Regions from separate parts of the Homo sapiens genome. Here region 2 is linked to region 1. Evidence: chromatin loops called from intact Hi-C (ENCODE). Cell type or tissue: Caco-2. All regions are shown on one strand. Each heading gives the region's core, and the rest is flanking DNA. Links, peaks and the distances in the headings are about the cores only.

Evidence for each region. A loop is a pair of places that touch in the nucleus more often than their neighbours do. Peaks named below come from ENCODE experiments on the same cell type or tissue, not always from the same donor. Only the 100,000 strongest peaks of a DNase experiment are listed, where the experiment ranks them.
Region 2: a loop joins it to region 1, with 14 times the contacts of the local background. A loop is called at or near these places in 24 of 110 quality-filtered maps.

The regions. Positions count from the first base shown.
Region 1 is chr15:59,500,471-59,503,391 of GRCh38, reverse strand. The region is part of intron 4 of FAM81A (family with sequence similarity 81 member A); the gene reads right to left. Among named protein-coding and RNA genes, the nearest start is that of FAM81A, 64 kb to the right of the region's middle. In Caco-2, for the core only: a CTCF peak has its summit at 1,661 (motif pointing right); a DNase peak (open chromatin) is centred at 1,711.
Region 2 is chr15:58,956,217-58,959,137 of GRCh38, reverse strand. No RefSeq gene overlaps it. Among named protein-coding and RNA genes, the nearest start is that of SLTM, 24 kb to the right of the region's middle. In Caco-2, for the core only: a CTCF peak has its summit at 1,610 (motif pointing left); a DNase peak (open chromatin) is centred at 1,577.

The DNA of each region.
Region 1 (2,921 bases), core at 151-2,650:
CAAACCATTCTACCATTGTATATAATAAACTATTATCTTATTATTACTTATGAGAAAAGTCTGAAAGGACAGACAACAGACTGTTAACATTAGTTACCTCTAAGGAGTAAAACAGAGCCAAGAGGTGGTAAGGCTTTTTTTTTTTTTTTTTTTTTTTTGAGACAGTCTCACTCTGTTGCCCAGGCTGGAGTGCAGTGGCACGATCTCAGCTCACTGCAACCTCCCGGGCTCAAGCGATTGTCCTGCCTCAGCCTCCTGAGTGGCTGGGATTACAGGCACCCACTACCAGGCCCAGCTAATTTTAGTATTTTTAGTAGACACTGGTTTTCACCATGTTGGCGAGGCTGGTCTCAGAACTCCTGACCTCAGGTAATCCACCCACCTCGGCCTCCCAAAGTGCTGCCACCACTCCTGGCCAGGCTTCATTTTTATTTTGTATATTTAATTGCATTTCTGATTCTTTCCTACCAGCACACATCCCTCGTGTACTTTTGTAAAAAAAGAAGCAGGCTGGGCAGGGGACACAGAGAAGAGCACAAGGTAAGATACCAAAGACTCCCATTAGAAAACACGGCTGGCGCGGTGGCTCACGCCTGTAATCCCAGCACTTTGGAAGGCGAGGTGGGCGGATTACCTGGGGTCAGGAATTCGAGACCAGCCTGGCCTACATGGTAAAACCCCGTCTCTACTAAAAAATAAAAAATACAAAAATTAGCCGGGCGTGGTGGTAGGCGCCTGTAATCCCAGCTACTCGGGAGGCTGAAGCAGGAGAATCGCTTGAACCCAGGAGGCAGAGATTGCAGTGAGCCGAGATCGCGCCATTGCACTCCAGCATAGGCAACAGAGCGAAACTCTGTCTCAAAACACACACACACACACACACACACACACACACACACACACACAGTGAAGTCAACTCTGGTTTTTTTATGTTAAAAATAATGTTCTTCAAAATACCAAACACCGCATATTCTCACTCATAGGTGGGAATTGAACAATGAGAACACATGGACACAGGAAGGGGAACATCACACTCTGGGGACTGTTGTTGGGGGGGGAGCGGGAAGGGATAGCTTTAGGAGATATACCTAATGCTAAATGACGAGTTAATGGGTGCAGCACACCAGCATGGCACATGTATACATATGTAACTAACCTGCACATTGTGCACATGTACCCTAAAACTTAAAGTATAATAATAATAAAATAAAATAAAAAAAGAAAAAGAAAAAGAAAAAAATAAAAAATAAAAATAATGTTCTTACTCTAAAATGTTTCAGAAAAAAATTACATGCATGAAAGAATAATACAGTAAATGTGACATATTGTTAACAATTGGTGAGTTTTGTAATTTTTTATAAATTTAAAATTATTTCAAAATAAAAATATATTTAAGATAAAAGAAGGAAAGGAATATTGCTATTTCATCTAGCGTTAAATCAAAGACATCATTCCTGTCTTAAAAAAAACTCATAAAAGACAGCCTCAGGGCTCTAATATAACTGCGCATATGGCTCAACAGCTTTAGTTAAACAAGAATTTGCAATGAATCTAACCAGTTTTCCTATTCGTCCTTAATGCTTTACATCATGATGAACAATAATGTACTCATTCCAAATTTTCCCTTTTTGGGTCTTTAGACAGCTGTTACCTCCCAGATACAATTCCAGGTTGTGGCCATCAGGTGGCAGAGTGACTCTATTGCTAGGCTTACCTAATCACTGGTGGTCAGAAGTCCATCTAGAGAGTCCCAAACGTCTAAAGGGTATGACTTGGGCCACACGCTGATGCAGAACTTCTCTGTCAGCATATGACATAGTAGCATAACATACCAAACCCAATGACATTTAAAACATCAATTTGGTTGCTCATTTTCCATATTATTGTAATTTTTGTATATATACATAATTATTATATATATATGTATCATTAAGCCCTTTATAGCTGGCAGTTATTTAATTATAGTACCATCAGACTATACGACAATTTATGTCCCAGGGCATTGTCAAAAATAGTATAGCAATATGCTAGCAATTAGTGGAGCCTAAGATTTGGGTGTGATATCAACAGAGGAAGATAACCTAATAAAATATCAGGGAAAGAGACAGTCAAACAGAGCCCTTCCAAAACCACTGTCATTGCAAATAATTGTGCCCATTTCCCAAACTGTACTGAGGAGTGACATCAGAGGCTTCATATTACAGGATAAACAGACATCACTAAAAGAGTCCATTCAAGTCGCTAAACAAATAAACATGCAAACAACCTCAAAAACAAGCTTAGAGGGCTTGTATCCAGAGTTGCTACAATATATTATCTAAAATGGCCAGGAAAATGTGAACTATACTCAGGCGGAAAAAAACAGGTAAACCAACTGCCTGTAAGAGGACATAGATGTCAGATTTTAAAAAAGAAAACTTCAAATAGCTAATATAAATATAGAATGAGCAAACATAGGATGATTGAAACCACAATTTTAAAAGTAAAGGAATGTATAATAACAATGTTTCTTCAAATAAAAAATATTAATAAAGCTATAGAAATTATAAAAGAAAAAGAAGAACCTAATGGAAATACTGGAACAAAAAATTGATAGAGGGGCTCAACAGAAAACGTGAATAGGTAGAACAAAGACTAGTGAACTTGAAAATAGGTGGCTAGAGATTATGCAGTCTGATGAACAGAGATGAAAAAAAGAAAGAAAGAAAAATGAAGAGAGTCTCCAAAAAAAAAAATGAGACACCAGTAAATGCACCAACATATGCATAATGAGAATAATAGGAGAGAAGATGCCAGGCATGGTGGCTTACACCTGTAATCCCAGCAACTCGGGAGGCTGAGGCAGGAGAATTGCTTGAGGCCAGGACTTTGAGACCAGCCTGGGCAACACAGTGAGACCCTGTCTCTAAAAATAAAAATAA
Region 2 (2,921 bases), core at 91-2,590, 540 kb after region 1:
AGTAGTTATAGACCAGCCTGGGCAACATGGCAAAACCTCATTTCTACAAAAACTACAAAAATTAGCCACGTATGATGGTGTGCGCCTGTAGTCCCAGCTACTCAGGAGACTGAGATGGGAGGATGGCTTGAGCCCAAGTTGGTCAAGGCTGCTGTGAGCTGAGATCACGCCACTGCACTCCAGCCTGGACAAATAAAAAAAAAAAAAAGTAACACTGAAAAACATCAAAGATATAGATAAATTGCTAAAAGTCTCTCTAATAAATTATCTATTAAAAATTATTATACATATAGGAATATTGCTTCAAATTGCTGAAAGTAAATACAGTCTTTTCTCAGTACACACAGTGGATTGGTGCCAAGATCCCCCACCACCCACCGGGTATATACCAAAATCCTTACATACTCAAGTCCCACAGCCTACCCTGAAAACCTGCATATAGGAAGTTAGCCCTCCATATAAGTGGGTTTCACATCCCACTAATGCTGTATTTTCATCTGTGTTTGGTTGGAAAAAATCCCTGTAGTAGTGGACCCATGCAGTTCAAACCCATGTTTTTCAAGCGTCAACTGTAATTGTCAACCTAAAAATCTATATGCAGCTAAACTATCATTCAAGAGTGAGGATGGGCCAGGCATAGTGCCTCACGCCTGTAATCCCAGCACTGTGGGAGGCCGAGGTGGGTGGATCACTTGAGGCCAGGAGTTCGAGACCAGCCTGGCCAACATGGTGAAACCCTGTCTCTACTAAAAATACAAAAATTAGCTAGGCATGGTGGCGCACACCTGTAATCCCAGCTACTCAGGAGGCTGAGGCAGGATAATCACTTGAAGCCGGGAGGTGGAGGTTGCAGTGAACCGAGATGGCACCACTACACTCCAGCCTTGGCGACAGAGCGAGATTCTGTTTCAAAAAAAAAGTGAGGAAGAAACAGCATATAAAGAATGGGAGAGAGTATTCTCTTCTGAGCCTCACTGAAAGAACTACCAAATGGTGTGAGTTAGCAAGAGAAATGAACTTTAAAGGAGCAGGACATAAGGCATGAGAGAACATAGAACTTGATAAAATATGTTGTTAAATTTAATTAAATGTGAACTCTAAAAATAATTTTTAGAAGAAACTAAAACTAAAACTAAAACTAAACTGAAACCCTGGACAAAAATAAGAAAATAGGGATAGGGAGTGTTCAGTGGATAATTATAGCATGAAAAGGTTCAGTAGAAGGGTAAAGATAGTGAAAAGCTTTAGCCTTTGGAAGTTTTTATATTTAAGTAGCGTGGTAGCAAGCCTCCTATGATGGCTCCCAATATCCTCACCTCCTGGTATTGTCACTTAACCTTGGCTTCCCAGTGTGCCAGATAAAATATAGCAGAAGTGAGACGGCTTTGACTCCTGAGGCTACTTCATCAAAGATGTGGCAATTTCCACCTTGGTCTCTCTCTCTCTCTCTCTCTCGAAGCATTGGCTCTATGGCAATGATTCTCAATTGTGGATGATTTTGTCCCCCACGCTCACCCCAGGGACCATTTGGAGATGTCTGGAGAGACGTTTTTGATTGTCACAACTGGGAGCACTACTGCCATCTAGTGGGTAGAGGTCAAGGATGCTGTTAAACATCCTAAATAGAACAGTACCTCTGGCCCCCTACAGCAGCAAATTATGAAGTACAAAATGTCAATAGTACTGAGGTAGAGAAACCTTCCTCTAGGGAAGACCAGACGCCATATCATGAGGATTATCCAACAGCTGTATCGAGAGGTTCACATGGTAAGGAACTAAGGCCTCCTGCCCCAACAACTTGCCAGCTACAGGGGTCCTTGAGAGTGTCCTCCAGGCCCAGTGAAGCCTCAAATGACTGTAGGCCAGCTGACATCTTGACAAGTCATGAGAGATCCCAAGCCAGAGCACCCCAATTAAGCCCCTCCTGAACTTATTACCCACAGAAGCTGGGTGAGATAATACATGTTTATTGTTTTTTTCTTGTTTGTTTGAGACTGAGTCTCGTTCTGTCTCCCAGGCTGGAGTACAGTGGCACAATCTCAGCTCACTGCAACCTCTGCTTCCCAGGTTCAAGCGATTCTCCTGCCTCAGCCTCTCGAGTAGCTGGGACTACAGGTGCCTGCCACCACGCCCAGCTAATTTTTGTATTTTTAGTAGAGATGGGGTTTCACCATACTGGTCAGGCTGGTCTTGAACTCCTGACCTCAAGTGATCTGCCCACTTCGGCCTCCCAAAGTGCTGGGATTACAGGCATGAGCCACCGTGCCCAGCCAAATGTTTATTGTTGTTTTAAGCCTCTAAATATTGGGATAATTCATTAGACAGCAATAGATAACTGATACAAATTAGTGAAGTTAAAGATTTAAGGATATGATTAAAAGAAGAGAAATATAGCTTATAGTTCCCAAACTAGCAAAGGAAAATCAAAGGGGAACTATAAAAAATGTTAATAATCCAACATAAAGCAGAGAAAGAGAAAAAAAAAAAAGTACCAGAATCATAAAATATACACATATAAAGTTAAAGGTATTAGTAATCACAATAAATGCAAATGCATTAAACTCATGTACTAAAGAGGAAAAACTCAGACAATGGATTAAAAATATCCAACCACATACTTCTTACAGAAGATAATCCTGAAACAACATAGAAAGATTGAAAATAGGCCAGGCGCAGTGGCTCACACCTGTAAACCCAGCACTTCAGGAGGATGAGGTCAGTGGATCCCTTGAGTCCAGGAGTTTGAGACTAGTCTGGGCAACGTGGCAAAACTCCATCTCTACAAAAAATACAAAAATTAACCAGGCATGGTGGCACACACCTGTAGTCTCAGCTACTGGGGAGGCTGAGATGGGAGGATCACTTGAGGAGGGAGAATGGCTTGAGCTCAGGAGGCGAAGGTTGCGGTGAGCTGCGATGGC